2 separate regions of the Homo sapiens genome follow, and region 1 is linked to region 2. Evidence: read pairs that join two places in POLR2A ChIA-PET (ENCODE). Cell type or tissue: A673. All regions are shown on one strand. Each heading gives the region's core, and the rest is flanking DNA. Links, peaks and the distances in the headings are about the cores only.

Region 1 (16,244 bases), core at 5,505-13,504, 58 kb before region 2:
GGAGCTATAATTAAGCCAGCACGAGAAATTGAATTTTGCAAGTGATCATAACATTGGAGTAATATTTCTTGAGTGGAGGCAGCACAAAGTATATCATCCATATAATGAATAATGTAACACTGTGAAAATTTTTTACGAGTAGGTTCAATTGCTTGCCCTACATAAGTCTGGCAAATTGTTGAACTGTTTAATATGCCTTATGGCAACACTTTCCAATGATAACACTTAGCAGGCTGCAGGTTGTTTACTGCAGGAATTGTAAATGCAAACCATTCACAGTCTTGCTCAGCTAAGTGGATAGTAAAGAAACAATCTTTTACATCCATGACTATTAAAGGCCAATTTTTTGTAATCATAGAAGGAGAAGGCAATTCTGGCTGTAATGTCCCCATAGGTTGTATAACTGAATTAATGCCTCTTGAATCAGTTAACATTCTCCATTTACCTGATTTTTTCTTAATTGCGAAAACTGGAGAATTCCAAGGGGAAAATATTGGAGCTATGTGTCCTTTTTCTAATTGTTCATTAACTAATTCCTTCAAAGTCTCCAGTTTCTCTTTACTTAGTGGCCATTGTTCTATCCAAATTGGCTTATCTGTTAACCATTTTAAAGGTATAGATTCTGGAGGCTTAACAATGGCTGCCATCAAAAATGATATCCTCAACCTTGGCAGGAACTTTGTCTTTCTGCTTGAAGCAGTTCCTTCAAACCTTGCAAATTTTTTCCTAGTCCCATACCAGGGACATATTCCATTTCATGCATCATATGTTGACTTTGAGGGCTATATAACTGTTCTAGAATTAGAACTTGTGCTCCCCATTGTTGTAATAAATCTCTTCCCCATAAATTTATAGGTACAGAAGTTATAATTGGTTGAATATTCCCAGGTTGTCCATCAGGCCCTTCACAGTGCAAAATATAACTACTTTGATATACTTCAAGGGCTTTACCAACTCCAGCTACATTAAATTGAGCGGGTTGAATTGGCCACGTGGACGGCTGGTGCTGTAGAGAAGTGATTGAAATGTCTGCTTCTGTATCTACCAAACCTTCAAATTTCTTTCCTTGAATAGTTATTTCACAGGTAGGATGTTTATCAGGAATTTGATTCACCCAATAAGCCGCTTTGCCTTATTGATTTGTGCTTCCAAATCCTCCTGTTCATTTAATTTCACTTTTCCCCATTTCCACATACAGCACAATCAGGAGCTGTGTTATAGGCTCTCCTGGCTCTGTTTTCCAGGGAACGGAAGTAGATATAACAATTTGAATATCCCCATTGTAATGTGAATCAATGACTCCTCTTTGTACTTGTACCCCTTTTAAATTTAAACTAGACCTTCCTAGAAGTAATCCTATCATCCCCGCTGGCAAGGGTCCACAGACTCCTGTTGGGACCTTTTGTGGGGGTTCCCTAGGCAGAAGACTCATAGCTTTTGTGCAGTATCAATCTACTGCAGTACTACTGGCTGTGGCGCTGTGGCGGGGGACAAATATTGTATAGGGGTGAGGGAGTGGCCTGAGCTGGAAATGCCCCAGTTTGGAACGGGGCCCAGGATGGGCCCTGCATGGCATTTCCTGAATTTAAAAGGAAAAGGCTCAAATGTAGCTATATTTCCCTGTTGATTTGGGGGGTGTATGCTAACAGGGAACTGCCAAGCCTCTAAATCATCCTTTCGTTTAGCTTGCTGAATTCCTGCCTGAATAGAACTGAGAGTGGTCACTCAAGGTGCTGCTCGAACAGTTACTGGGGCAACTACTTTTTGCCCAGTGTCCTCCAGAAAAGAAAGATCTGGAGGGTCAGGCCACTCTTTTTCTTCAAAATAATGAGGGGATGCAGAAGGGTAGGGATGAACCTCTTCCTCCTTTGCCGCTTTAGCTTTAGCTGGCAAACAAATCTGCTCTGTTACTTCTTCTGTTACTTCATTATACTCTCCTTCCTCCTCATCATCAGTGTGAAAAGGTTCCAAGATGGAATGAACCAGAGCCCACAGTTGTCCCATTGTTACCCTGATGCTTCCAAGCTCCCCTTCTTACTCACCATGGGGATTGCTTAAGATACTCAGGTGAAGTGATCCACCCACCTTGGCCTCCCAAAGTGCTGGAATTACAGGTGTGAGCCACCACACCCGGCCTTGATTCCAGGTCTTTAGATAATAACTTAATGATTTCAACTAACTGCCAATCAGAAAATCTTTGACTCCACCTGTGACTTGGAGCCCCTCCAGACCCTGTGCCTTCCCCATCCACTTCAAGTTGTCCCGCCTTTCTGGATTGATGTCTGCCTGTAACTTCTGTCCTCCTCAAATGTATAAAACCAAGCTGTAAACCAACCGCCTTGGGCACAGTTTCTCAGGAACTCCTTGGGCTTTGTCACAGGCCTTGGTCACTCATATTTGGCTCAGAATAAACCTCTTTAAATATTTCAAAAAAAAAAAAGAGTACTCAGGTGTCCTCCAGCTTAGTTCCACGTTCTCCAACCATCACTCCAATGACCCTTCGACCTGGGTTTGAGCCCCACGTATGGGCATCATTTGCTGAGACCAGCTCGGTCATGGAGACCCTAACCCAGTGGTGCTAGAGGAATTAAAGACACACACACAGAAATATAGCATGTGGAGAGGGAATTCAGGGGTCTCACAGCCTTCAGAGCTGAGAGCCCTGAACAGAGATTTACCCACATATTTATTGACAGTAAGCCAGTGATAAGCATTGTTTCTATAGATTATAGATTAACTAAAAGTATTCCTTACCGGAAACAAAGAGATGGGCCAAAATAAAGAGATGGGCTCTGGCTAGTTAACTGCAGCAGGAACATGTCCTTAAGGAACCCATCACTCATGCTATTGTTTGTGGTTTAAGAATGCCTTAAGTGGTTTTCTGCCTTGGGTGGGCCAGGTGTTGCTTGCCCTTATTCTGTAAACTGACAGCCTTCCAGCGTGGGCGTCATGGCCATCATGAGCATGTCACAGTGCTGCAGATATTTTGTTTATGGCCAGTTTTGGGGCCAGTTTATGGCCAGATTTGGGGGCCTGTTCCCAGCATTACACTATTGGCATTAATTGGTGGTTCCATCCTTTTTCTTCTGATTTTTACATGTGACGGGTGATCTCTGTCACATATCCAGTTCCCATGTATATGGGAACCATTCTACCCTTCCCTCTGGGTCTCCTGTAAAGGAGAAAGTGTGTTCCTGGACTTGGTTTTCTATGCCTTCTCTCCTGGCCCTGCCTTCCAGAACCAAGGCATTGGCTTCTTCAGGCACATCTCTGGCTTTGAGTCCCTGTTTCATGTCTGGCACTTAAGATGTACATTTCTAATGTTTTATCAATACCCAACTATGTAGTTAAGTTTATTTGGGGGTTATATTTTAGCCATCACTTCTATGTGTTGCTAATTGAGGGGAGTCTGAACATCTCAGTCTGCCCAGTTGCTGAAACCCATAGAAGACTCTTTAAAAATTTAAACTCTGCTATATTCAAATGAACAAAGATTTAATGATAGATTTAGTGGTAACCTGATTGACAAAAATATTTATTTTATGGAACATAAACTTTCCCAGGGAATCTCAAATTCTGTTTTGAATTTGAAACAACTAGCTTTTTTTTTAGATTTTTTTCTTAGAAGTTTATTTTTTAATTAAATTTTTTATTTCCATAAGTTATTGGGGAACAGGTGGTGTTTGGTTACATGAGTAAGTTCTTCGGTGATGATTTGTGAGATTTTGGTGCACCCATCACCCGAGCAGTATACACTCCACCCAATTTGTGATCTTTTATCCCTCACCCCCTTCCCACCCTTTCTGCCTGAGTCCCCAGAGTCCATTGTGTCATTCTTATGCCTTTGCATCCTCATAGCTTAGCTCCCACATATAAGTGAGAACATATGATGTTTGGTTTTCCATTCCTGAGTTACTTCATTTAGAATAATAGTCTCCAATCTCATCCAGGTCACTGCGAATGCCATTAATTCATTCCTTTTTATGGCTGAGTAGTATTCCATCATCTATCTATCTATATATACATATCTCACAGTTTCTTTATCCATTCTTTGATTGATGGGCATTTGGGTTGGTTCCACATTTTTGCAATTGCAAATTGTGCTGCTATAAACATGTGTGTGCAAGTATCTTTTTAGTGACTTCTTTTCCTCTGGAGAGATACCCAGTAGTGGGATTGCTTAGATCAAATGGTAGTTCTACTTTTAGTTCTTTAAGGAATCTCCACACTTTTTTTCATAGTGGTTTTACTAGTTTATGTTCCCACCAGCAGCGTAGAAGTGTTCCCTGTTCACTGCATCCACGCCAGCATCTATTATTTTTTGATTATAGCCATTCTTGCAAGAGTAAGGTGGTATTGCATTGTGGTTTTGACTTGAATTTCCCTGATCACTAGTGATGTTGAGCATTTTTTCATATGTTTGTTGTCCATTTGTATATCCTCTTTTGAGAATTGTCTATTCATGGCCTTAGCCCACTTTTTTATGGCCTTGTTTGTTTTTTTTCTTGCTAATTTGTTTGAGTTCATTGTAGATTCTGGGTATTAGTCCTTTGTCAGATGTATAGATTGTGATTTTTCTCCCATTCTGTGGGTTGTCTATTCACTCTGCTGACTGTTCCTTCTGCTGTGTAAAAGCTCTTTTGTTTAAGTCCCAGCTATTTATCTTTGTTTTTATTGCATTTACTTCTGGGTTCGTGGTCATGAAATCTTTGCCTGAGCCAATGTCTAGAAGGGTTTTTCCAAAGCCATCTTCTAGAATTTCTAGTTTCAGGTCTTGGATTTAAGTCCTTGATCCATCTTGAGTTGATTTTTGTATAAGGTGAGAGATGAGGATCCAGTTTCATTCTCTTACATGTGGCTTGCCAATTATCCCAGCACCATTTGTTGAATAGGGTGTCCTTTCCCTTCTTTATGTTTTTGTTTGCTTTATTGAAAATCAGTTGGCTGTAAGTATTTGGGTTTATTTCTGGGTTTTCTATTCTATTACATTGGTCTATATGCCTATATTTATACCAGCACCATGCTGTTTTGATGACTATGGCCTTATAGCACAGTTTGAAATCAGGTCATGTGATGCGTCCAGATTTGTTCTTTTTTTTTTGTTTTTGAGATGGAGTTTCGCTCTGTTGCCCAGGCTGGAGTGCAATGGCATGATCTCAGCTCACCAAAACCCTTGCCTCCTGGGTTCAAGTGATTCTCCTGCCTCGGCCTCCCAAGTAGCTGGATTACAGGCATGTGCCACCACGCCCGGCTAGTTTTTTTTTTTTTTGAGACAGAGTCTTGCTCTGTCACCCAGGCTGGAGTGCAGTGGTGCAATCTTGGCTCACTGCAACCTCCACCTCCCAGGTTCAAGCAATTCTCCTGCCTCAGCTTCCTAAGTAGCTGGGATTACAGGCATATGCCACCATGCCTGGCTAATTTTTGTATTTTTTTAGTGGAGACGGAGTTTCACCATGTTGGCCAGGCTGGTCCTGAACTCCTGACCTCAGGTGATCTGCCTGCCTTGGCCTCCCAAAGTGCTGGAATTACAGGCATGAGCCACCGTGCCTGGCCTAATTTTGTATTTTTTAGTAGAGATGAGTTTTCTCCATGTTGGTCAGGCTGGTCTCAAACTCCTGACCTCAGGTGATCCTCCAATCTCAGCCTCCCAAAGTGCTGGGATTACAGGTGTGAGCCACCGCTCCCAGCCCAGATTTGTTCTTTTGCTGAGTCTTGCTTTGGCTATGTAGGCTCTTTTTTGGTTCCGTATGGATTTTAGGATTTTTTTTTTCTAATTCTGTGAAGAATGATGGTGGTATTTTGATGTGAATTGCATTGAATTTGTAGATTACTTTTGGCAGTATGGTCATTTTCACAATATTGATTCTACCTATCCATGAGCATGGGATGTGTTTCCATTTGTTTGTGTCATCTATGATTTCTTTCGGCAACGTTTTGTAGTTTTCTTTGTAGAGGTCTTTTACCTCCTTGGTTAGGTATATTCGTAATTATTTTATTTTGTTTTGCAGCTATTGTAAAAAGGTTGAATTCTTGATTTGATTCTCAGCTTGGTTGCTATTGGTGTATAGAAGAGCTATTGATTTGTGTATGTTGATTTTTGTATCTGGAAACTTTGCAGAATTCTTTTATGAGTTCTAGGAGCTTTCTGGAGGAGTCTTTAGGGTTTTCTAGGTAAACAATCACATCATCAGCAAACAGTGACAGTTTGACTTCCTTTTTACCAATTGGGATGCCCTTTATTTCTTTCTCTTGTCTGGTTGCTCTGGCTAGGACTTCCAGTACTATGTTGAAAAGGAGTGGTGAGAGTGGGCATCCTTGTCTAGCTCCAGTTCTCAGACAGAATGCTTTCAACTTTTCCCCATTCAGTATCTGTTGGCTGTGGGTTTGTCATAGATGGCTTTTATTACATTGAAGTATGTCCTTTGTATGCCAATTTTGCTAAGAGTTTTAATCATAAAGGGATGCTAGATTTTGTCAAATGCTTTTGCTGCATCTATTGAGATGATTTTGTGATTTTTGTTTTTGATTCTGTTTATGTGGTGTATCACATTTATTGACTTATGTATGTTAAACCATCCCTGCATCCCTGGTATGAAACCCACTTGATCATGGTAGATTATCTTTTGGATGTGTTGTTGGATTCAGTTAGCTAGTATTTTGTTAAGGATTTTAGCATCTATGTTCATCAGGGATATTGGTCTGTAGTTGTCTTTTTTGGTTATGTCCTTTCCTGGTTTTGGTATTAGAGTGATACTGGCTTCATAGAATGATTTAGGGAGGATTCCCTTTTTCTCTATCTTGTGGAATAGTGTCAATCGAATTGGTATCAATTCTTCTTTGAATGTCTGGTAGAATTCTGCTGTGAATCCATCTGGTTCCGGACTTTTTTTTGTTGGTAATTTTTTTATTACCATTTCAATATTGCTGTTTGTTATTGGTCTGTTCAGAGTGTCTAATTCTTCCTGATTTAAACTAGGTGGGTTGTTTTTTTCTAGGAATTTATCCATCTCTTTTAGGTTTTCTAGTTTATGTGCATAAAGGTGTTCATAGTAGCCTTGAATGATCTTTTGTATTTCTGTGGTGTCAGTTGTAGCATCTCCCATTTCATTTCTAATTGAGCTTATCTGGATTTTCTTTCTTCTTTTCTTGGTTAATCTTGCTAATGGTCTATCAATCTTATTTACCTTTTCAAATAACCAGGTTTTTGTTTTACTTATCTTTTTTGTTGTTGTTGTTTCAATTTCATTTAGTTCTGCTCTGAATCTTGGTTATTTCCTTTCTTCTGCCGGGTTTCAGTTTGGTTTGTTCTTGTTTCTCTAGTTCCTTGAGGTGTGACCTTAGATTGTCTGTTTGTGCTTTTTCAGACATTTTTATGTAGGCATTTAGAGCTATGAACTTTCCTCTTAGTGTTGCCTTTGCTGTATCCCAGAGGTTTTGAAAGGTTGTGTCACTATTGTCATTCAGTTTGAAGAATTTTTAAATTTCCATCTTGATTTCAGTTTTGACCCAATGATCATACAGGAGCAGGTTATTTAATTTCCATGTATTTGCCTGGTTTTGAAGGTTCCTTTTGGAGTTGATTTCCAGTTTTATTCCACTCTGGTCTGAGAGAATGCTTGATACAATTTCAATTTTCTTGAATTTATTGAGGCTCATTTTGTGGCCTATCATACAGTCTATCTTGGAGAAAGTTCCATGTGTTGTTGAATAGAATGTATATTCTGCATTTGTTGGGTAGAATGTCCTGTAAATATCTGTTAAGTCTATTTGTTCCAGTGCATAGTTTAAATCCATTGTTTCTTTGTTGCCTTTCTGTCTTGATGTCCTGTCTAGTGCTGTCAATGGAGTATTGAAGTCCCCCACTATTATTGTGTTGCTGTCTATCTCATTTCTTAGGTCTATTAGTAATTGTCTTATAAATTTGGGAGCTCTAGTGTTAGGTGCATTTATATTTAGGGTTGTGATATTTTCCTGTTGGACAAGGCCTTTTATCATTATATAATGACCCTCTTTGTCTTTCTAAACTGCTGTTGCTTTAAAGTTTGTTTTGTCTGATATAAGAATAGCTACCCCTGCTCACTTTTGGTGTCCATTCGCATGGAATGTCTTTTTCCTTCCCTTTACCTTAAATTTATGTGAGTCCTTATGTGTTAGGTGTGTCTCTTGAAGTTTGTGTCTCTTGAAGGTGTGTCTCTAGTTGGCTGGTGAATTCTTATCCATTCTGCAATTCCGTGTCTTTTAGATGGTGCATTTAGGCTATTTACATTCAATGTTAGTATTGAGTTGTGAGGTACTGTTCCATTCATTGTGCTATTTGTTGCCTGTATACCTTGTTTTTTTTGTTGTTGTTGTATTTTTGTTGTAGGTCCTGTGAGATGTATGCATTAAAGAGGTTCTATTTTGATGTGTTTCTAGGATATGTTTCAAGATTTAGACCTCCTTTTAGCAATTCTTGTAGTGCTGCTTTGGTAGTGGCGAATTCCCTTAGCATTTGTTTGTATGAAAAATACTGTATTTTTCCTTCACTTATGAAGCTTAGTTTCACTGGGTACAAAAATTCTTGGCTGATAATTGTTTTGTTTGAGGAGGCTGAAGATAGGGTCCGAATCCCTTCTAGCCTGTAGGGTTTCTGTGGAGAAATCTGCTGTTAATTTGATAGGTTTTCCTTTATAGGTTACCTGGTATTTTTGCCTTACATCTCTTAAGATTTTTTTTCTTTGTCTTGACTTCAGATAACCTGATGACAATGTGCCTAGGTGATAACCTTTTTGCAATGAATTTCCCAGGTGTTCTTTGAGCTTCTTGTATTTGGATGTCTAGTTCTCTAGCAAGGCCAGAGAAATTTTTCTTGATTAATCCCCCAAATATAGTTGCCAAATGTTTAGATTTCTTTTCTTCCTCAGGAACACCATTATTCTTAGGTTTGGCCATTTAACATACTTCCAGACTTCTTGGAGGCTTTGTTCATATTTTCTTACTCTTTTTTGTCTTTGTTGGATTGGGTTAATTTGAAAACCTTGTCTTCTGAAGCTTTTCTGCTTGTTTGAGTCTCTGAAGCTCTTCTGCTTGTTTAAGTCTATTGCTGAGACTTTCCAGAGCATTTTGCATTTCTATAAGTGTGTCCATTGTTTCCCGAAGTTTTGATTGTTTTTTATTTATGCTGTCTATTTCATTGACTATTTCTCCCTTCACTTTTTGTATCATATTTTTGATTTCCTTACACTGGGCTTCGCCTTTCTCAGGTGCCTTCCTGATTAGCTTAATAACTATCCTTCTGAATTCTTTTTCAGGTAGATCAGGGATTTCTTCCTGGTTTGGATCCAATGCTGGAGAGCTAGTGTGATTTTGGGGGGATGTTAAAGAACCTTGTTTCATCATATTACCAGAGTTGGTTTTCTGGTGCCTTCTCATTTGGGTAGGCTCTGTCAGAGGGAAGGTCTAGAGCTGAAGGCTGTTGTTCAGTTCCTTTTGTTCAAAAGGGTGTTTCCTTGATGTAGTACTGTCCCTCTTTTCCTAGGGATGTGGCTTCCTGAAAGCCGAGCTGTAGTGATTGTTATCTCTCTTCTGAATCTAGCCACCCAGCAAGTCTAACAGGCTCTGGGCTGGTACTGGGGGTTGTCTGCACAGAGTCCTGTGATGTGAACCATCTGTGGGTCTCTTAGCTGTGGATACCAGTACTTCCTCCAGTGGAGGTGGCAGACTGGTGAAAAGGACTCTGTGAGGGTCCTTAGCTTTGATTGATTAATGCACAATTTTTGTGCTGGTTGGCCTCCTGCCGGGAGGTGGTGCTTTCAAGAGAGCATCAGCTGTGGTAGTATGGGGAGGAACAGGCAGTGGGTAGGGCCTTGGAACTCCCAAGGGTATATGCCCTTTGTCTTCAGTTACCAGGATGGCTTGGGAAGGACCATTAGGTGGGGGCAGGGCTAGGCATGTCTGAGCTCAGACTCTACTTGGGTGGGTCTTGCTGTGGCTGCTGTGGTGGGGGTGGGGTGGGGGGGTGGGGGTGAGGTTCCCAGGTCAATAGAGTTATGTTCCTAGGAGGATTATGTCTGCCTTTGCTGTGTCATGCAGCTTGACAGGGAAGTGCGGGCAAGCTGGCAGTCACAGGCCTCACCCAGTTCCCACACAACGCAAACAGCTGGTCTCACTCCCATTGTGCCCCCAGCAGCAGCACCAAGGCTGTCTCCAGGCAGTGGGCAAGCAGGACCGAGTACTTTCCCCAGGCTACCCGCCTCCCAGCTGTGAAAATAAACAGGGCTCTCCTTCTTCCCTGCTCTGTTGAGTCTGCACACTGGATTCATGCCCTCCCCCTGAGTTCTGGCCAAGAGACTTCTCCATCAGTTGAAATTGTTACAAAGTTCAGCTGGAGTTTTCCTTCTCCCTGCAGCTTTCCCAGTGCCTCCAGCAGCCCTCCTCAAGGACCCCTGTGAGGCCAGGCAGAAATGGCGTGGCAGGGGACCCAGCGAGCCCAGAGGGATTTTGCCGCTGCTTCCTCTACCCCTGTATTTCACGCAGCTCTCTAAATTGACTCAGCTCCAGGTAAGGTCAGAATCTTCTCGGATAATCTAGACCTTCAGGTTCCCCAGTGGGGCTGTGTGTTTGGGGGCAGACGACCTCCCTTTCCCACTTCCACAGTTTGGGCGCTCGTAGTATTTGGGGTGTCTCCTGGGTCCTGCAGGACCCTTTAGAGGGTCCATGGGTTCTTGCGGCATTCCTAATGTATTCCTGCAGTCCTTCTGGAGCAAAAGTTCACGATGCAAGCCTCCACACGCTGCTCTGTCTGTCCGAGTGGGAGCTGCAGTCCAGTCCTGCCTCCCGTCCGCCATGATCTCTCCTTTGCAACTAGCTTTTAAAATTAATTAAAAAGCTATCTGTTATCCAAGCTATTTTTATAGGCAAGCTTAGCTTACAGGAAAATCTCTGACTCGGTCCCTTGCTATGGTGTGTTGAGTTTAATGTCTCTGCCAATTTTCCTAATTATTTTTAATAAATTATCAGAAACAAACTGAAAGAAGCTTTCAGACTTGCGTGTGTGTGTGTGTGTGTGCGTGCGCATTGTATGTTTGTGTGTGTGGAAGAGAAGGAAGTAGGAATTAGGGAAAGAAAAGGAAGAGGGAGAGAAAATTTTGTTTTGTTCTTTCCCTTTTTCTACAGCTGCTTCCATGCCTACAATAATTTCTCTCTCTTGCATGCTTAGAGTGAAAGTGAATATTATGTGTAACCCAAATGTCTAATACCTGGATTGGCACTAACCACTTAATAGATCTAATTACACACTCTCTCCTACCAAGGGTCACGTTAGTATATTTGGGCTGCATCTTAAATCATTCCTGGCTCTAGCCTGTTCTCTGTTGTTTGGTTCCTAACCATGGCTTTAGTTCTTCCTTGGGTCTCTGCATGCTCTGCTCTAGTGCTTGATTTAATAATATGGTGGAGGAGTGTGCAGACTCTGGAGCCAGATAGTCTGGTTTCAAATCCTGACTCTGACACTTATCAGCTATAGGATCTTGGGCATCTCGTTTAATCTTTCTGCATTTCAGTCTCCTCACTTGTAAAATGGACATAAAACAAATAGCTACCTTACAGGGTTGTTGTGAGGGTTATGTAACAGATGTCCTGTTCATATCGTGTTCGATTTCTCTTCCATCTTTGTGCACACAGGCCCCAGATGAGCTGTCATCCCCCGAGCTGGTATCTGGTGTCTTTTTTTGTCAACTCCTCTCTCAGATCCTGCTTTGGACTCGAGATCTAAAAGTACCTGGGAATTTGTGTGCCCTCCCCTGTTTCCCCAGCCTTAATGAATGACTGCCACTTTAGGAATGTAAATACTCCACCTCCCTTGCTCCATAGGCATCAGGCACATGGGTTGCACATAACTCAGGCTTGTTTTACACTGGGGCTCCTGTGGGATTGAGTTATCATCCCTCTGAAGTGGTTCACACCTTTGCTTGGCCTCCTTCACTTTCTGGTCCCACCGTACCACTCCCACTCCTCCTGGAAACACTTTTTCTTAAATCACTTTCACACAAATCCTTGCCTCAGGGTCTGGTTCTGGGGAAGTCAACTTAAAGTAGTTTGTTTGAGTTAGTATCCATATAAAATGCTTTGCATATAATATGTCATATAAATATTGGCCGTTATTCTTCATGTTATTACCATGCTAGTCTAAAACAAGGTAGTTTGGTGAAGGTCTCCTTTACCTCTCTACCTCATCACCAGAATATATATTTTACTCTATTTAATAATTCATCACAGAACTGCTAATATAAGGCTGTTCGTATACTGGGTTTCTGGAAGGTTTGGGGATAACAGTGTAGGACATAAAAACTTAAAAACCGAATGATAAAAATGTAATTTACTTGAAGAGTCAAGACAACCCTATTTATTTGTAGAGGACTCTACAAACAGAATCTGGCCTTGCTTCCATTATTAGCGGTTTGTACTTCTCTCTGAGATCCTCAGTGGGGGAAGTTCCTTTAAGCCTTTGTTACCTTGTAAATCTCCATCCTCTTTAGAAAACCTTTGCCTACACTCCACAAAATCTCTCTAAAACTTAACTTTGAATATGCTCCCTTTCTTTGCGTAATTGAGGATTTGGATTTACATCCAAATGGCATGTCAGACACTAATTTTATAGCTTTTTACAATGTATCAGAGAAGAAAAAGAAAATAACTTTTAATGGAAAGAATACTTTTGAATTCTAGGACTGCATGCATTAAAAAAGTTTGGTTAGCCAGCATTTTATTTTGTAAGCCAACATCTTAATGTTCTTTTTGAAAGTGCTGGAACAGTTTGCTTTATGACTGAGACATTAAATGTCAAGCGTGAACCCATATGCTGGGTTGTAAGTGTTCAAATAGCTGTATTATGTGAAATTCTAGAAAACTGGGTTTGCCATGGAAATGTTGTTATAGTTATAACTATGGGTAGGTTACTGTGGTTGCATCTCTGACCTAAAAAAAGAAAAGCACTAAAATTCATACCCTAGGGGTAACTGACGAGGCAGAGGCAGAGATAATTGAAGGATTTCAATTATTTAAAAATAAATCTCTGTTTTTCCCCCATTTTTCAGTTATAAATTAATATAATACTTTCTGTTTTCAAATAGACTCTTACATTTATAAAAGATTTCAGTTTAGTCAAATTTTGAATGCTGATGAGTAATATTTAGCTCAGGTTTTGAAGTATGTGGTATGAAAAAGTTGTGCCGAAATATTAAGCTTTGGAGTGTCTGGGGTTATTCTGGAATTTCCTACTGACAGCACTGTAAATTTAGGGAGATAATTAAACTGTATAATACTGATACTTCACTCTGACTAAACTCCACCATAAATTTACTAAATGGTAAGAGATATTTACTGTTTGTAGTTGTAATGTGCAGGCACAGTATTTGACTTAGTTTATTAGTTCTCTATTGCTGCTATGACAAATTAGCACAACTTATTGGCTTAAAACAACACACATTTATTATCTCATCGTTTCTGTGGATTGGGAGTTCAGGCACAATTTAGCTAGTTCCTCTGCTTAGAGTTTCCCAAGATTACATCAAAGGATCAGCTGGGCTGCATTTCCTTCTGGAGCTCAGGGTCCTCTTTCAAGCTCCTGTGACTGTTGGCAAAATGCAGGCTCCTGAGGTTATAGAACTGAAGTCTTCATTTTGTTGCTGGCAATTAGCCAGGGTAACTCTCATCTTCCAGAGGCTGCCCTTTGTGCGCCTACAACATGGCAGGTTACTTCTCAAGACCAGCAGGAAAATTTTGTCCTCCAGTCTTCTGGGATGAAGTCTCATATAATGTAACAATCACGGAAGTGACTATGCTATCGCCTTTGCCACGTAATATAACCTAATAAAGAGAGTGACTATCCTACTATGTTTGCCACATTCTATTGGCTAAAAAGCAAGTCACAGTTTCCTAGTTTCCTCCACATTGAAGGAGACTTTGCAAAAGCATGCATGACTTATTGGGGGTCATGTTAGGATGGGTACACCATACTTAGTATACCCAAAACCATATCATCTGTTCATGTATCACATTGAAGTTGACTAGGGTCAGGTTTTTTCATTTCATGTCATGGTACTATGGTAAATTGAAATATGAGTAAAGAAATATATTATTGAAACATATGAGTCACTGAAACCATTGGTGGTCTTAAATAAAGCACGCTTTAACTTGAATTTATGTTCTAAGTCTCTAAAATAAATGCGAGGTAAATGTTACCTTCATGACCATAAAGACATTTGTAGTGTTTTTTGGTTAGTACCTGCTGGTGAACTCAGAGCTTCAGATGATTTTGATGGATTATGGGAGCAAGACATTTTCACGGAGGATTAGATCTGGAGATTTAAAAATGACACTTGGAAAACAAGGAACAAACCACAGTCAGTTAGAACACGGGTCCCCAACCCCTGGGGCCACAGACTGGTACAGGAACTAGGCTGCACAGCAGGAGGTGAGCAGGGTCGTGAGGTGGGGGTGGTGCGGTGGGGGTGGCGAGCCAGCGATCCTCCTCTGTATTTACAGTTGCTTGCATTACCGCCTGAGCTCTGCTTCCTGTCAGATCAGCAGCGGCATTAGATTCTCAGAAGCAGGAACCCTATTGTGAACTGTGCATGCAAGGGATCTTGGTTGCACGCTACCTATAAGAATCTAATGCCTGATGATCTGTCACTGTCTCCTATCACCCCCAGATGGGACTGACTAGTTGCAGGAAAACAAGCTCAGGGCTTCCACTGATATTACATTATGGTGAGTTGTGTAATTCTTTCATTATATATTACAATGTAATAATAATAGAAATAATGTGCACAATTAAATGTAATGCACTTGAATCATCCTGAAGCCACCTCCCTGCTCTGCCCTTGGTCAGTGGAAAAATTGTCTTCCATGAATCCGGTCCCTGGTGCCAAAAATGTTGGGGAGTGCTGGGTTAGAAGCTGTAATGGAACAAAATGCCCTTTTATAATAGTAATAAAACATGAAATACCTAGGAATAAAGTTAACAAGAAATTTATAAGATCTACATTTAAAAAGTTAAAATATTACTAAAGAACACAAAGAATACTTTGACAAATGGTAAGACATATTATGTTCTTGGATAGGAAGTCTTACTATTACAAAACTGACATTTCTCTAGTTAATCCATAAATTTAAGATAAAAAAAAAAACCCAGAATTCTTTTTAATTAGACTAGTTGACTCTAAGATTCATATGGAAACATCATCAAGGAACAATAGACTAGAAAATTCTGACAAAAAAATAGAGAGAAAATTTAGGGAGGATTTGCTAGGCACATATTAATATGTATATGCTACATAAAGCTATATTAATTAAAAGTGTGGTACTAGTATATTAATGAAAAGGAAAGAAAGCTGTGAAATAGACTCTAATACAGGTTGGTTAAATAAAAATTGGTTTGTGAGAATAAGAATGTGTTTTTTTTGTGTATGTGTGTTTATGTGCTAAGTATTTACTAGGCTCTTTACATATTAACATAATCTAACTCCCACAAAAACTGTGTGAGATAGGAACCATTATTATTTTCATTTAGAAAAGGGGAAACTGAGACATAGAGAGCACAACTAACTTGCTTCTAATAAATAGAGGAGCTGGGACTGAAATTCATTTAATCATGCTCCAGAGCTGACATATTCTCTCATTAGGCTACACATTCCCCCATGCTTGTGGAATTCTAGGTAGGTGTAAAAAAGAAAGAATTAACTCTATATGTATTATACTGATAATCTAGATAATCTAGAGATACACACATATATGTATTTTTAAGATACACATTTTAGGAGAAAACTTCAAGGAATATAATAGTGTAGTATATTACCATTGTTGTAGAAAAACAAAATATATAAATGTTTACAATACATGGTTTATCTTCATAGATTCAAAAAAGAAAAAAAAAGCACCAGTGTTTGTATCGTGGGAGAGGAACTGAGTTGCTTGGAAGGAGGAAGGAGGAAGATTTACTGTTTATGTTTATCATTTTGTGTATTTTGAATTTTGTGCCATGTACATATACTCTATTAAAGAAAATAAGTTAAATAACAATAACAAAACCAGTAAACTCAGGGAAGAGTATTTTCAAGAACCTGGTTTATACAGTATGTGTATTAGTCCATTTTCACACTGCTGTAAAGAAATACCCAAGACTGGGTAATTTATAAAGGAAAGAGGTTTAACTGACGCACAGTTCTCCATGGCTCCAGAGGCCTCAGGAAATTTACAATCATGGT
Region 2 (16,244 bases), core at 2,853-10,852:
TGACTCAACATTAACCACTTGATATTATATTTAACTGCTTCCTTAGCCTTAATTGTATCTTGTGTGCCATAGGATCTCACTATAGGTGTCAGCCATGACAATGTGATTGCAAAATTTCCAACTATAGGGAGTGCAGATTACCAAGGGTCCCAGATGCTGCTCTCTGAAATCCAATGTTGCATTTGAGCCCAGGCCATGCTTTCCGTGGGCTGCTTACAGCCCAGGGCTGACTGACAGAGATGCTAAGGCTGGCCTGTTTCTGGGATATCTGGACCAACTTTAGACTTGAGGCCACCGAATGGCCTTTTGAGTCTTCCTTAGACTGCACAGCAGTCTAGGAAGTTTCCATCCAAACTTTCTTCCCTTTCTCTTTCACTGAGGGTCAGGCTTATACCTCAATCAAATGGCTAGTCTTGCCTGGTTCCCTCCCTATTTTTTCTCACTTGGGTTTCTTTTAATGAAATCCTTAAATGTTTTATCCTGTCTTATCAACCTCTAAGAAAACCTGGAATAACATACTGCAATTATAAGGGATTTCCTCTTTAAAATCCCAAAGTTTCTGCTCACAGGTTTAGCAGCTGATTTTTAAAAATATCCTGGCCCATGAATTCTTTTATATTTTCTGCACTGATTGGACATATTTTAAAATAGCATTATAGGATAATCAAGTATGTTTCTGCTTCCATGTGAATTTGCCTATGTTAAAACTGAATTAGAGAGCCCGTGGTGATAAATGATATGATGCTGTATTTGGGGATTGCAGATGGCTTCAGACATGGTTGGGTCAAGACACTCAAACTCTTTTATCAGAATACCATCTCTGTCTTTCTCAATTCTGCTTTCCTTTGTGTTGGTTTGGTTTTATTCTAAAGCATATTTTCCCAGTGAAGTGAAAAAAAAAAAGTCCTCTTAGCAGCTCTAGACTTAGATTGTCTTACTGTGAACAATTTCCGTAAAATGAGAGCACTAGTTTCCTTTTTGTTCCAGCAGTCTTAGGTATGACCTTCCTTGTTTCAGCACAGGTCATGTGCTCATATGGAAGTAATTACTATGGCTGGGGGCGTAGGATGCTTTTTCAGTGAGGCTCTAGTCATGTGTCTACCCCTGGAGCTCTGACAGTAGAACATAGGGGAGGAGGAGGGATAGTTTCTCAAAGTTTCAAGATACTCCAAAATGGCAGCAGATATCCAATACTAGGGTTATGGACCTTCAGCACCACTGAAATACATATTTCAGTGGTTCTCTCTTTGGGAAGATAATAAGCCCTAATATTTGTAAACCAATTTGAAAACACTGTTACATAAATAATTTACTTTGAGTTTTACAACATCTTGTGAATATTTTATAAATGAGAAAATGGAAACTTTAAGAGATTTCTTTAGGGTCATATTAATTAAAACACATAAAATAGACATAGAGATTATAGAATTGTCTGCAGTGAATTTGAGTCATACATTAAGCTTCCAGGTGGCCAAAGTAAAAAGAGAAACATGATTAGAAAGAATAAAACATATCAGCTCCTAATGGGAAGTAAAGCTTTTCTGACTTTAAGATATGTAAGAAATTTATCTTGTGGCAGTTTGTATACAGTGCTTTTAGTTATCTCAAGAACATCTTTCTACCAATTGTAATTTTTAACACAATTTCCTACATTGCTTTTCAATGGAAGCGAAGAATCTAAAGTGCAAATCAGCAAAAGCTAATCCTAGTAGAGGATAGAATAATGAGGTTCAAACCATTATTGCTGATGCCTACTTGTATACCACATCATTTGTATACATAAAGGAAATAGAAATATATCACATCTTGTGTTTCTGTTCTAACGTAGAACAGAATATATTCTATATACAGGAGTCCAGTGATAAACTCCTTGGACACTTCAGCATTTTGTACCCATCAAATTGTGTTTTGACTCAAAATTTAGTTATTTTCCTGTAGTACATTGCTTTCAATATATTTTTAATCCTGTTAAAGGAACAGAGGCAAGTGGAAAATAAAAGTTCCACTTATAATGCATGTAGTTAGATATACTAAGACCACTAATTTGTAATTTTTTAAGTTACAATTTATTAACTGAGAAAATTGACCTCGTGACCCACATTTGATTTTGTCATTTATTTTTACTTTCCATGTTTATGTAAGCACACAATAAAAATCTTCTTGTATTTTTGGATTTAATAAAATTCTTTTAAAAATAAAAGAATAATGGCATACTTGTATTTCACTGAATAATTATATTTTATCAGTAGATCTCATAATTAAGCCTTTGAACTTTTGCCGTTAGGATGTCATTGAATTAGAAGTAATTGACTTCCAAAAAACTGCAAGGGAGTTAAACCAATATTGAACCCTTCTTTCAGAGGGCAGCGTCTGTTATATGTCAAGTAACATCTTATAGAATTATAAAGCTTGTTTTGATGTTTTATTTTTGTGAAAGATGTAAATTGATTCAAGTACATTTATTATAGAAAACAAGTTAGCTATCAACAATATCCTGGTTTGAGTGCACTAAACTGGGCTTTGGAACTAAAAGGCATTTTTTTATTCTTCTGTCATGTCTTTCTGGTAACTTACCATTCCAAATAAATTAAAACTCCCCATTACGTGGAGAGAGAGAGAGAAAGAGAGAGAGAGGGAGAGAGAGAAAGAGAGAGAGGAACCAGAAAAATCATTACGATCCCATGTACGTCACTATAGTAATGTTCTCAGGGTTTGAAAGATGTTGGCTTCCTTGTAATACGACACTTTATCTTGAGAAATGTATAAACATGGGTGTGGGAAAGAAATGCATCAGTGGAAGAGCAATAACACTCAGTAATTAAGAGAAAAAATAATCAGCATGTAATGTCAGAGAAGAGGTGAGCTTTTGTCAGAAACTTGTCTAACCCTAAGACATATCATTAAAAGTTCTAATGCAGTAGCAAAATAATGATAGTTTAGCAGGAACTTTATATGTGATATGACCATAAAATGTGAAAAATATATTTGTATATCTGCATGATAAATGTGTAATTTATATTTGTATGTATTAGCAACATATACCACAAAAGAAAGCTTCAGCGGCATCATGTTTTCAAGGTAATGGTTTCCCATACCAATTTATATCTCATGTAAGGGAATTTTTCTATAGGAAGTAGATAATTCTATGTCTATTATAGAAAACTTAAAATAAATGTATTTTTAGTCATTATCAAGTTTTCATTCTTTTCTAATATTGCTAAGCAGAATTACTAACTGTTTCCTCCTCTATGTTCTCCTTGCACTAGGTTCAAACCACTAGGACAGCATTTGCCACATTATTGTTCCACTAATGAACCACCTCAGTGGTAAGGATATTAATATCAGAGGTTTTCTTGCTCATCTTGTATTCCCAGTGCCTGTTAAGAGTGCCAGATGCACATTAGGTGCTCAGTAGTGAGTTTGTTGCATGAACCAGTTGATAAAGTCACATTGGGTGTAGATTATAGCTGCAATTCTTGCCCTCAAAATGGTCATAATATAAAAGTAGACAGCTTCTGCACAGCAAAAGAAAGATCAACAGAATAAACAGACAACCTACAGAATGGGAGAAAATATTCTAATATCCAGAATCTATAAGAACTTGACAAACAAAAAACAAATAACCCTACTAAAAAGTGGGCAAAAGACATAAGCAGTTACTTTTCAAAAGAAGACATACAAGTGGCTGAGAAACATATGAAAATAAGCTCAACATCATTAGTCATCAGAGAAATGAAAATCAAAACCATAATGAAGTACCATCTCACACCAGTCAGAACAGCTTTTATTAAAGACTCAAAATCAACAGATGTTGGCGAGGCTGTGGAGGAAAGGGAATGCTTATACACTGTAGGTGGGAATGTAAATTAGTTCAGCCACTGTGGAAAACGGTTTAGAGATTTCTCAAAGAACTGAAAACAGAACTACTATTTAACCCAGCAATCCCATTACTGGATATGTATCCAAAAGAAAAGAAATTTTTCTACCAAAAAGACATACGCATGTGTGTGTTCGTTGCAGCAGTATCCACAATAGCAAAGACAGAATCAACCCAGGTGCCCAGCATCGGTGGACTGGATAATGAAAATGTGGTACCTATGCACCATGGAATACTATGTAGCCATAAAAAAGAACAAAGTCATGTCCTTTGCAACAAAATGGATGTACTGGAGGCCATTATCCTAAGTGAATTAATGTAGGAACAGAAAACTAAATGCTGCATATTCTCACTCATAAATGGGAGCTAAATATTGGGTACTTATAGACATAAAGATGGTAGCAATAGACACTGGGGACTACTGTCAGGGAGGAAGAGAGGGACGCAAGGGTTGTAAAACTAACTATTGGGTGCTGTGCTCACTACCTGGGTGACAGGATCAATTTTACCCTAAATTTCAGCATCACGCAATGTACCCCTGTAACAAACCTGCACATGTACCACCTGAATCTAAAATAAAAGTCTAAATTATTAAGAAAAATAACAAGGTACATTAATATTGTAAGAAAAATGTGCGGTAAGTAAGAATCTTTTGACTTGAATTCATCCTTAAGAGAGGCAGGGCAGTGCATGGACTCTGCAGACATAATATTTGGGTTTGGTCTCAGCTCTGTTATTTACTAGCAGCCTGACTGCAGAAAAGGAATTTTACTTTGTGGGTTTCAGTTTCAGTCATTTTAAAGAGGACTTTGATAATAATACTATCTAGCATAGAGTTGTTATGAATGCAAATGAGTTGGTTCCCTTAGAACCCTGAAAGTAGCATCTGACCTAAAATAAATACTTAGTGATAATTATCTACCAGATCCTTGGGCCTTTTTTCTTTTCTTTTCTTTTCTTTTTTTTTTTGTTTGTTTGTTTTTGAGAATCTTTAGAAATACTAATTATGGGCATTTTTACCCAAAATTAAATTTTAGTGTTTCTTCATTACCTGAAGAACAAAGTTTTTGTTGTGTGGTCTGTCTGTCTGCCTGCCTGTGCGCCTGTCTCTTCTCACCCTCTATCTCCCCAGAACTGAGTTGAAGACTAGTGTTAGGAGTCGTGATAGTTTGGGATACAGATAGAGTGGAAAGTAGGTAGTTCAAAAGTTTCAGAGTATTGCATGTTACGAGTTCTCTGTACCCACTTCTTAAAAAAGAATCATATTTTCTACATGGCAATTGATTGGAACAGAGAAAAAGCCAGTTTTTTTTTTTTTTTTTTTTTTTTTTGCCATAGCAGATTCAGAGCTTACGTAATGATCTGGGAAATTCATTTGGAAAACTGAAATCACAAACTAGTTCCATCTTTCCTTATCATTGGATATCAGAATAAATTTGAATAGATTGAGTGCAAAGGCTAAGGGTCAAATAAATACCTATTAACATACAGAAAAAGGCAGAATGATAGGTGCAAGAACAAGGGTATTGCCCAGGGAGGAAATGGTAGGTGGAGTCAATCAGTGGGGAAAGAAGGGATCTCACACCCGGAAGCCCAGGGGAAGTTAACAAGCACTCCTGGGAGTTCTCAATGCTTTGAGAAGGGCAAAGATGCCAACAACCATTTCTCTCTTCTTCAAAGATGTTTGGAAATCTTTAAAATGGGATATTTAACCATCTGTCTTAAAGTACTCTCTATCCCTTGGCAATACTACATGAAATATGTAGTTGTAATGTGGCCACATTTTCTTCACCAGAATCTTTTGCAATAGTCAGACTCCATGGAGTAGAGATATCCATCTATCTGTAACACACTTGAAGGAGAAATTGATAAAGGTAACAATATAAAGGTTTCATTAAGAATGACTAAATTCACCTCATAGATTGAGAACCTGACGCAGGTTCTCAATAAGTTAGACCAACCACACAGGGTGCTTCTTAATTTATAATTTCTTCTCACTGAGGAATCAATAAATATTTTAGATGTGCTTAATAAAAATATTTCTTTCCTGATCTGTTTCCAGAGCATCTTCTCTTTCTATTATGTGTTCATCTTTTTTTTTCTACCTCATTCTGTTCATGCTCTAGGCTGGTAGCACTGTCCCATAAAAATATAATGTGGGCCACAAGGTGAACCACATATGTAATTTTAATTTCTAGTAACCACATTAAAAAGTAAATAGGTGAAATTAATTTTAGTAGTGTGTACACTTAACTCAAACTGTAATAATTTTAATATGAAATCAATATAAAAATTACTAGTAAGTGTTATAGTTTGCTCACATCTCATGTTGAAATGTTATTCCCGTGTTGACGGTGGGCTTAGTAGGAGGTGTTTAGGTCATGAGAGTGGATCCCTCATGACTTGGTGCTGTTCTCACAATAGTGTGTTGTTTAAAATTATGTGGCACCCCCCACCCCTTGCTCCAGCATTTGCTATGTGACATACCTGTTCCCGTTTCGCCTTCTCTCATGAATAAAAGCTCCTTCCCAGAAGCGGAGCAGATGCTGGCGCCATGTTTCTGTACAGCCTGCAGAACTGTGAGCCAATTAAATCTCTTTTCTTTATAAATTACTCAGTCTCAAGTATTTCCTTATAGTAATGCAAGAATGGCCTAATATAATATGCTAGTTTACATTTTTTTGGTACTAAGTTCTGAAAATACAGAGTGTATTTTACACATAGTTTATCTCAATTTGGACTATCCCCATTTGAAGTGCTCAACAGCCACCTGTGGCTAGTGGCTATGGTATTGGGTGGAAGAGCTTTAGGTCTTCTCTGTTGGAAACGCTACTTTCTTTCTTTTTTTTGAGACAGAGTCTCGCACTCTTGCCCAGGCTGGAGTGCAGTGGCACGATCTCGGCTCACTGCAAGCTCCGCCTCCTGGGTTCGCGCCATTCTCCTGCCTCAGCCTCCCGAGTAGCTGAGACTACAGGCGCCCGCCACCAGGCCTGGCTAATTTTTTGTATTTTTAGTAGAGACGGGCTTTCACCATGTTAGCCAGGATGGTCTCGATCTCCTGGCCTCAGGTGATCCACCCGCCTCGGCCTCCCAAAGTGCTGGGATTACAGGCGTGAGCCACCTCGCCCGGCCGGAAACACTACTTTCTTAGGTTCACGTAAAAAAGGCTCCTGCCTGCACAGATAGAATGGCGAGAATGGTGTGTTTTATGTGGTACAAACCGAATGCTTGTGTCTTCCCAAAATTCGTATGTTGAAACATTAATCCCCAAAGTGTGCCTTAGGAGGCAGGGCCCTTGGGAGATCATTAAGTTTAGATGAGGCCATAAGGGTGGAGCCCCCATGATGGGACTAGTGCTCATACAGGATGAGGAAGAGACACCAGGGCTTCCTTTCTCTGCCCTTTGAGAACACAGTGGGAAGCAGCCCTCTGCAAGCCAGGAAGAGAACCCTCACCAGTAATGAAATCTGCCAGCACCTTGATCTTGGGCTCTGCAGCTTCTAGAACTTTGAGAAATGAATATCTCTCCTTTAAGCCACCAGTCTATAATATTCTGTTATAGCAGCCCAGGCTGACCAAGACATTGTGTAGGATTATCTCCACTCCCCTGGCAACCTCTCCTCACTCCAGCCACAACTCCCTCCGCCCCAAAAACTATCAATACCTGGTGATTGATTGCTGAACCATTTTATTATAATGATTCAGTTACATCATGCATTCTTTTGCTCCTCTTGGCATTTTTGATATTAATATTTCTTAATTCTTAGATGCTACATGAAAGCATGATTTTAGAAAATGTTGACACATGTTAGCTAACACATTAATCAAAATGGCTAGCTAAAAAATAGGAATTATAAGGAGAAAATGTTTATTTTATAGCTAGAGATTAATTTTGGTTAGTTGTCCAAATATAAGGCAGTTGAATTTTTATATACACTAAATAGTAACCAATAAATATGAATTTTGACCTTAGCTATAATATTAATGATACCTTCTTTTTTGGTATGATTATAAAACAAAGGTAACATCCTTTGCTTTTGTATGCAAGTCTGAGCTTATAGTACCCTTTGGCCCCAAATAGCTTTATGGAATATTGAAGGCTGCAATGACATACTGGGGTTTTTATTGACTCAATACTGTGAATGAGTGTACATGGAGCTGTTTCCCAGAAGTGGTGGAAGATTTACATGCCTTTTTATTTTGGAGAGCAACGTTTCCCCACAGATGGTGAAAGAATGGGCACAGGTGCGTGAATATATTGATACCCTCAGCCGCTAGAGCAGCTGAGTTTTGCCAGGGGGTGGCCCAGAACCTTTGGCTGTCACTTCAGCTAGGAGCAACCTCATCCATTATCCCCGAGCATAGTGCAAACATTGTTCCCTATATGAGCCAAGATTTGCTAACGTTTGGAAAACTCTGTCATTGTAGATCCAAATCTCACTTCACTTTTTAAAATAAATGAGATCCTACTCAAGATAGAAAGCATGCTAAAATGTCTGTCATTTATGGTATTTTCCCTGACATCCCTTTCCACGAGTCATTGTATCTTCCGAGTTTTCAGGTTTCCAAGTGAACTTTATCTTCTTCTTCTCCTTAAACCTATTAAATAAATGTTTCTCAGCTGAAAAAAATCCCATACCACTGTTAATAATTAAAAATTATTTTAAATATTATTTGTAGCAAAAAACAATTTGGAGCTAACAAAAATTAATTTAAACAAAGGGTAAATAATTATTTTATTTTCAAGATATATATGTTTTCTCAGTTTTGATATGTAGTTTGGTGATATAGTCTCTCTAAAAAATCACTGACAATAGCTTTCATTCTGAAATATTGGTAAGTCAAGTATGACATATTTTTATTTGCTCAAGAGGAATAAGTTTGAGTATTATCAATTCTTCTTTCTTTCTTTCTTTCTTTTTTTTTTGAAATGGAGTCTTGCTGTGTTGCCCAGGCTGGAGTGCAATGGCGCGATCTGGGCTCACTGCAACCTCTGCCTCCTGGGTTCAAGCAATTCTCCTGCCTCAGCCTCCCAAGTAGCTGGGATTACAGGTGCATGCCACCAAGCCTGGCTAATTTGTGTTTTTAGTAAAGATGGGGTTTCACTATGTTGGCCAGGCTGGTCTTGAACTCCTGACCTCAGGTGATCCGCCTACCTCGGCCTCCCAAAGTGCTGGGATTACAAGTTTGAGCCACCACGCCCAGCCCCTATTTCTTATTAGTCATCTGATGTTCTCTTTCTTCACCAATGTGTTTAAGTGTTATGCTCTTAATGTTGCAATAACAGAGTAGGTCTTTAATACTCTTAAAGAGGTACTTCACCTTATGTGATTTAGTGAGACATGCAGAAGGTGAAGAAGACACTCAAGGTCAGGGAGAGAGTTACTGTGGAACTTCAAGTCAGGTCTCTATTGTTGTCACTGGTGTCGTGGAGAGACTTTCAAGCTTGCTTTCATTTTTTATTATTCTACTAAGTACCCTTTACCCACAGATATAGTGACAGTACCTCACCAGAATTTAAATAAAGGATGCTCTGGTTAGCATCACAACATAGAATTGTCTTTTTAAAAAAAGCTAAAAATATTACTTGATTTCTTCAGAAAAAACATTGTAGTTTAGTGCCACAAAGCTGTAGTGGCAGTATGTAAAATATTCAGTTTGTCAATGCTTGCCTGGTAATGGTTCCATTAGAAACATTGCTTTATTTTTGATCACAAACATTGAGTTACAAGTAAACATGAATATTTTTCTAGATTTATTAAAAAATGGAAGGACTGTCAATGTATAATCAAGTTTCTTGATTCTTTAATAGACTTTTTCTTTTTGTTTACAATAGTTATTTTCCTTAAAAAAAAAAAAACTAGATCATTGATTTGATATAGAAGTGGAAATTGCAAGAAAAGAACTTAGATGGCCAAAAATTGAGTTGAATTTGTTGAAATAAATATCAACATGCTATACTGGATATGCATCTTAACCTTCTAATTGAAGTTATGCTTGGGGGTAAAAACCGTTCCTTTTATTTTTTCTCTTGAGGACAAGTCAAGATATGCCTGTTTTTATCAATACATTTAAATTTGATCTCCACATAAAGCATTTAGATGCATTTGTATAATCCTCATTAAATCTGGCAAGTGTGCTCTGCCTCAAAGCCAGCCTCTGCAAGAAGTTACATTCAAGGACATAAGTATGACTCCAGAAGCCTTGAAGAATAATATATAGAATTTTAGGTTATATTTCCTTCTGTAAGGAAAACTATATGCAGCTTATCATAGAGCAAACTTCCTAACAGTTCTCTTTATACCTCTCTCCATCTCCCCAAAGTCTTGCACTCATAACAGCTGCTAAAAATCTCTCCTGTACTCCTACGCAGTCTCCTCACCAACACACAGTCACCAGCCACTTCCTCCTTATCCCTCTCCTTTTCCAAGCCATCTTGGCTCTTCCTGCTGCTTGCAGCATTTTTTTCAGTCATTCAGCAAGTATTTATTGAGCACCTTTTATGTATCTGACACTATCCTTAGTACTGAGGATAGAATGGAACACTATAATCTCCACTTGATCTGCTAGTCTGCTCCTTTTTTTTTTCTTTTTTGTTTGCCGGAACAGGCAGGTTAGAAAAGATACAACTCAAAATAGCTTAGTAAAAAGGGAAAAAGTACTGTGATGGCTTATGTAACTGAACAGGTGTGTCTTGGTTCAGAACTCAGAGTCCGCTATTTTTCTACTCTGAATCCTCTTTTTTTTTTTTTTTTTGAGACAGTTTCACTCTGTCGCCCAGGCTAGAGTGCAATGGTGTGATTTCGGCTCACTGCAACAACCTCCACCTCCTGGGCTCAAGCGATTCTCCTGCTTCAGCCTCCTGAATAGCTGGGACTACAGGTGTGCGCCAGCGTGACCAGCTAATTTTTGTATTTTTAGTAGAGATGGAGTTTCACCACATTGGCCAGGCTGGTGTCGAACTCCTGACCTCAGGCGATCCGCCTGCCTTGGCCTCCCAAAGTGCTGGGATTACAGGTGTGAGCCACTGCGCCTGGCCATACGCTGAATCCTCTTGATAGGCTTCATTTTCTGACTCTGCCAGCTGTCCTTGCAGAGTTCCAGGCTCACAGCATGATAACACCCGATCCAGTGTAAGAGATACTCCACTTCCAGCCTGCTGCAGAGGGAATTTTAGAATTGAGCTTATTGGTCCTGATTAGCCTGACTTATAGGTCTAATACTCAATCCTGAAATTGCCACTGTGGCCAGGGAAGGGAATGTACTGCTAAACCTGTGGTGGGCTTCAATCCTGGATCCCTAAGGTAGAGATAATTTTACTTGAAGCAATTGGCCTGAGAATGTGAAAGGGCTATTTGTCCTGGAAGGAAGTAAGTGTGAATGCATGCTGGGTAATCAAAAGACAATGGTTCACGTCACTTGTTTTAGTACTATTTCTCTGCAGGATCCAACCTCCCCTCCTCATGCTAACAAGTGATATCTGTCTTGTTGCATATGAATTATTAGCTTTATCTGTGTAATCTCAGAGTCAATGCAGGAATTTCATGTCCTAGATGAAGGATTCTTGCCTTCACTTGAGTGTCCCCAGAGATAGAGAGCTCACTGCCTGGCGAGGTATGCTGCCCCTTGTCTCTATATGCCATAGAATCAGGTCTCTGATTCATTTTCCACTCCACACTTGGCTTGATATGGAGTGACAAAAAATTCATGAATGCTTAGAATTGATGGTTCTATTATTCTTCAATCATGGTACAGTTAAAAACGTTGCATGTAGATACATGCATGATATGACAAGACTGAACTACTCTGACTTGTATGACCACAAGGTAAAAATCTAAAGTATTAAAGGATTTTGTTTCCATTTGCTCTAATCTTAAAGAAAAAATTTTCAAGGAAAGCTTTTTACTCTGATTGGAGTGGTGATCTATGATAATACTTACAGAGGCTTGCATTCTGGTAACATGCAAATTTGAGAACTTCAAATATAATTTTATGTACTAAACCTGTGCTTACAGAAGAAGCTGTTAAATATACAACTAGGATTGAATGTAAATGATGCATCTTTAGTTTCATCTTCCTCAATTTCATAACTGATTTTTGTGTAGCTTTCATATCTGAAAATGAGTACAAATATGGAGAAAATAAAAGGATCTTTCCTAAACAATATTCTAACATTTTTAAAAAGGTTGCACTGGTAATGCAAACAGATAAAGTAATGAAACTTCTCAGATAGCAATTATGTGGCACAGGCTCTGAGAGCTAATCTCTCAAAGAGTCAAGCCTAGTAAGATACCAGAGATAATATCTACATGGACAGAAGATTGATAGCTTCTTTGACAAGAGCAAATATATTGCTTTGGGCTTAAAGCTCAGCACCTTCCCACAAGCCCTTAGCATTCATGATCCACTCCACACAGACCTTCACGATTGGATGTGTACTGTCCTCCTAGGAAATCCTATAGGCTAAGTTGGACATAAAAGGGTGATGTGTGGGTTCCCTCTCTCTTGTACCCATATCTGGGCATGTATCTATTATCCTCAACAACTCTCAAAGTGCCAGTCAATCAAAACATAGGCACCTCTATCTTGCTGGCAGTCTCTTCTAGCTCCTTTAGCTTTCTCAGACTTGAGGAAGGCACACATGTCTCCAACTGCAGAAAACATATTTGAAGCTTTCTAAGTGCTCTCATGGAAGCCCCTACCCTAGCTCAAAGTAGAGGTAGCATCCTGCCCAAGTTGCTTGGGGGAAGGGGAGGGTATGGAACTATAGTTCTCATCAATTCTCTTCTTTCTCTACATTCTAAGGTGTCAAAAGTGTTGCAAAGCTGTTTTGAAAATTCTGCCTTTTATTTTGGCATCTCATAGGATCAAGTGCAGTAGTTTTCAATCCTATCCAACCCAATAGACTTTTTAAATAATATCTTTTTATCATCTTCCTTTTCTACCATTGAATAAAACTCATAGAAATACAATCTACCTGCATATATGATTTTAAAGAATCAATATAATACCTAAACTGTGAAATAAGAGAGAAATAAAATTTTATGTATGTAGTAAAATGATATGCATTTCAGTATTTAAATACTCAGCATGGCTCCACTGGAAAAGAAAAGGAAAGAGGCAGATGCTTGTCCTTACTTGGAATGAATAAATTTAGATTTAGGAAAAGGCAATATTTAGTTGATGGTCAATCCTTCTTCTCTATAATTATTATTTTAAAACAAGCGACAAATAAATGTATTTGTAGTTGGATAGATGGGGGCAGAGAGAGAGGGAGGTTCTTTCAACATGAATTCAACAGCTATAAATGCAGACTCATCTGTTTGAAATATTAGCAATTCAAATCCCACAAGTGATACTGCTTTTAGTAACATACTCTGAACTTCTTACTAACTCCCAGTACCTCCACAAAGAAAATAAAGCATCATACAATATTTCCTCTACTATACAGTAGTCAGAATCCTAGAAAATTTGATATATATGAAAACTATGACAAAATGTGAAGGTTTGTCATGTGTTGGATATTATAAAATTGCACAAAACACAGGACAATTCTTCATTCTGTGGGGCTGTACTACACATTTCACAACACCCAGTCCCCTTGGTCCCAACTTATAGTTGGACCGCCAATCACAGTAACAGTCAGTAAAGGCAAAAAAACAGAAGATAAACAATAAACTCTAAAAACTATCCCGTAGGGGAGTGTGGCATGCTCCCTTTCATTGAGAATTACTAATTTATTGTCTCATGATGGCTAGGACAAAGTTAAATGTTATACAGTAGTATTATTAAGTTTATTACAAAGATCATATTGTATTAATCCATTTTTGCACTGCTATAAGAAAATACCTGAGACTGGGTAATTTATAATGAAAATAGGTTTAGTTGGCTCATGGTTCTGCAGGCTGTACGGGCAGCATGGCAGGATCTGCATCTGGGGAGGCCTTAGGAAACTCACAATCATGGTGGAAGGCAAAGGGGGAGTGAGCATATCTTACATGACCAGGGCAGGAGCAAGAGGGTGGGGGGAGCTGCTACACACTTTTAAACAACCAGATCTTGTGAGAACTCCAGCAGGAGAACAGCACCAAAGCGGGAGATCCAGCCCCATGATCCAATCATCTCCCACCAGGTCCCACCTCCAACACTGGGGATTATCATTCGACATGAGATTTGCGTGGGGACACAAATCTGAACCATATCACATATTGAATGCTATCTGCCAGTTTTTGCATTAAAAACATTACATATATTATTTTGTTTTATTCATTTATTAATTCATTTGCTTATTCACTTAACAAATATTTATTATGTGCCACTTTGTGGTAGGCAGTGTTCTTTGAGCTAGAAATAAGAGATGACCTATTGTGTTGAGTACATTTCATGCATCTGTGTTTCCTTTTGAAACAAATATCATGGATATAATTTCTATTATTTATTAATATTGATTTTTATATGTATGTTTATGCTATATATTAAGGTTACATAAAGTGATTTGGATATAGTCATTTTTACATGGATTCAATCGCCATCCTTGAATTAACTTGTTATACAATAACAGTGAAGTACAAAAGTAAGTCAGCTAAGGTTTTGTGACATCAAGCCAGTGGTCAGGATTTCTAGAAGCAGCAAGCTACAGATACTTGTTTCTTGCCCTTTTAACTCAAGTTCCCATAAGGAGCAGTAAATAAAAGTCATCTTATGTATGATTAGGCATATTACTGAATTGACACTGAGGTATCTGCTGGGTTCTTCTTGTGTTTGCTTTTATATTTACTGTACTTGGTTATTAATATTTTTCAGTTATTAATTTTAGAGTTATATGAAATAAGTTACTACTCAAACATTTTTATATCCTTAGTCACAACTATAAAATATATGAATGTTTACTGACAAACGATAAGTAATATATAATGCCATGTAATATCATGGAAAGTTTTATGTAAGCCACGTGTATATTTTATATATATTCTCTCTCTCTCTCACACAGACACATACATGCACACACACACATTTTTTTCCTAAACCTTTTGAAGTAAATTACAACTTACATCACAGATTGTGGTTCTTTAAGTATTCAGTGTGGATTTTCTAACCCGATTACAGTACAGTTATCAACTTCTTAAATTTACATTGATAATCTCCCATTTGTTTAGTACTTTTATTGTTTTTTATATTTTTATTATATATTTGATAAATATTTTTATAAATATTATATATTATTTTTTCTGGATACTTTTGTATATATTTTTAAAATAGTTTTTAAAGAGACAACTTTCTAGCTACTCTAAGTAACTGTCTTAAAGCCATTAGTTATACTCAAGTAGTAATAGTATTTCATATAAATCAGCACCAGATAGATCCAGTTAAAACATAAACAACTGATAGGAGGAGGAGGGCTAAAAAACCTGGAAAAAAGACTCACTACTTGAAAAAAACGTCAGTTCAGTTTACTCTTTCCATATTGACAGGTCCTTCATTGCTGTCTTTTTTCTTCTGCCACACAAGGAGAATGAAAATAATAGCTTCCAAACAACCAAGGCAACCAAGGCTTTCCCTTCACTTCTTTTGAATAATGTACAGACATTGAATAGAGGTGCGGTGAGGCAGCGTCAGCTATTAAGAGTTAAGTGGTCAGGGACTTGCTCCAGTCCAAGCCTGGATGTTGAGGAAAAATAAACATCAGGAAATGTGTTTTATAATTCAAGATTCTGGGTGAATTGATAAATATTATGCCTTGCACAACCTAAATAGTTGTTTATTATAAAAGGAAGCTCTAATTTCCTGTTTAATGTAAAAACTTGATTATTTTGAGTTTTATAGTTGGCTGTTTTTACTGAGTATATTTTAGTAATAGTGCAGAAAATCATTGGCAAAATTAAATCAGGCAATGATTTTTCTTATTCAAGTAAAATGTGCTTCCGTTGTGCTCTTGGGCTTGAAGGACATCCTCCCTATCTGAGACAATCATCATTGCCCACTTCCCCAAACAACCAGCCGTAACGTGACCAGCTCCCTGTGCCCCTCCGGCTGCTTCATTTCCAGCCATGAAGTGCATAATAAAATATGCTGCAGCCATTTTCAAGCCAGATTAGCGTTTTTCTCCAGAATTTGTCTTTTCCATAGACTTCTGTTCTAACTACTCATTTCCATCTCCTTGATTTTTATCCTGTTGGTGTCTTGCCCAGATTTTTTTCTTTCTGTACACTCTTTAAATTGAATAGTATTTTTAGACAGCCTACTCAGCCTCTCTACCACAGTCTTGAGGCATATGATGTTCCACATTCGACCCAGTTTCCAAAGATATCCTAGCCCAATCTTGATCTCAGAGCCCCAGATCATTCTGTTATTTTATCTGAAAAGTGGG

Evidence for each region. ChIA-PET counts read pairs that join two places held together with the same protein. Peaks named below come from ENCODE experiments on the same cell type or tissue, not always from the same donor. Only the 100,000 strongest peaks of a DNase experiment are listed, where the experiment ranks them.
Region 1: POLR2A ChIA-PET joins it to region 2 with 16 read pairs; 3 of 35 experiments call an interaction of 5 or more read pairs at or near these places.

Annotation. Positions count from the first base shown.
Region 1 is chr4:86,447,325-86,463,568 of GRCh38, reverse strand. It overlaps a transcript of MAPK10 not described here. Among named protein-coding and RNA genes, the nearest start is that of MIR4452, 87 kb to the left of the region's middle. RefSeq lists an enhancer at 9,820-10,368. In A673, for the core only: no CTCF peak of the experiment used is centred there; a DNase peak (open chromatin) is centred at 9,718.
Region 2 is chr4:86,386,829-86,403,072 of GRCh38, reverse strand. It overlaps a transcript of MAPK10 not described here. Among named protein-coding and RNA genes, the nearest start is that of MAPK10, 35 kb to the right of the region's middle. In A673, for the core only: no CTCF peak of the experiment used is centred there; no DNase peak of the experiment used is centred there.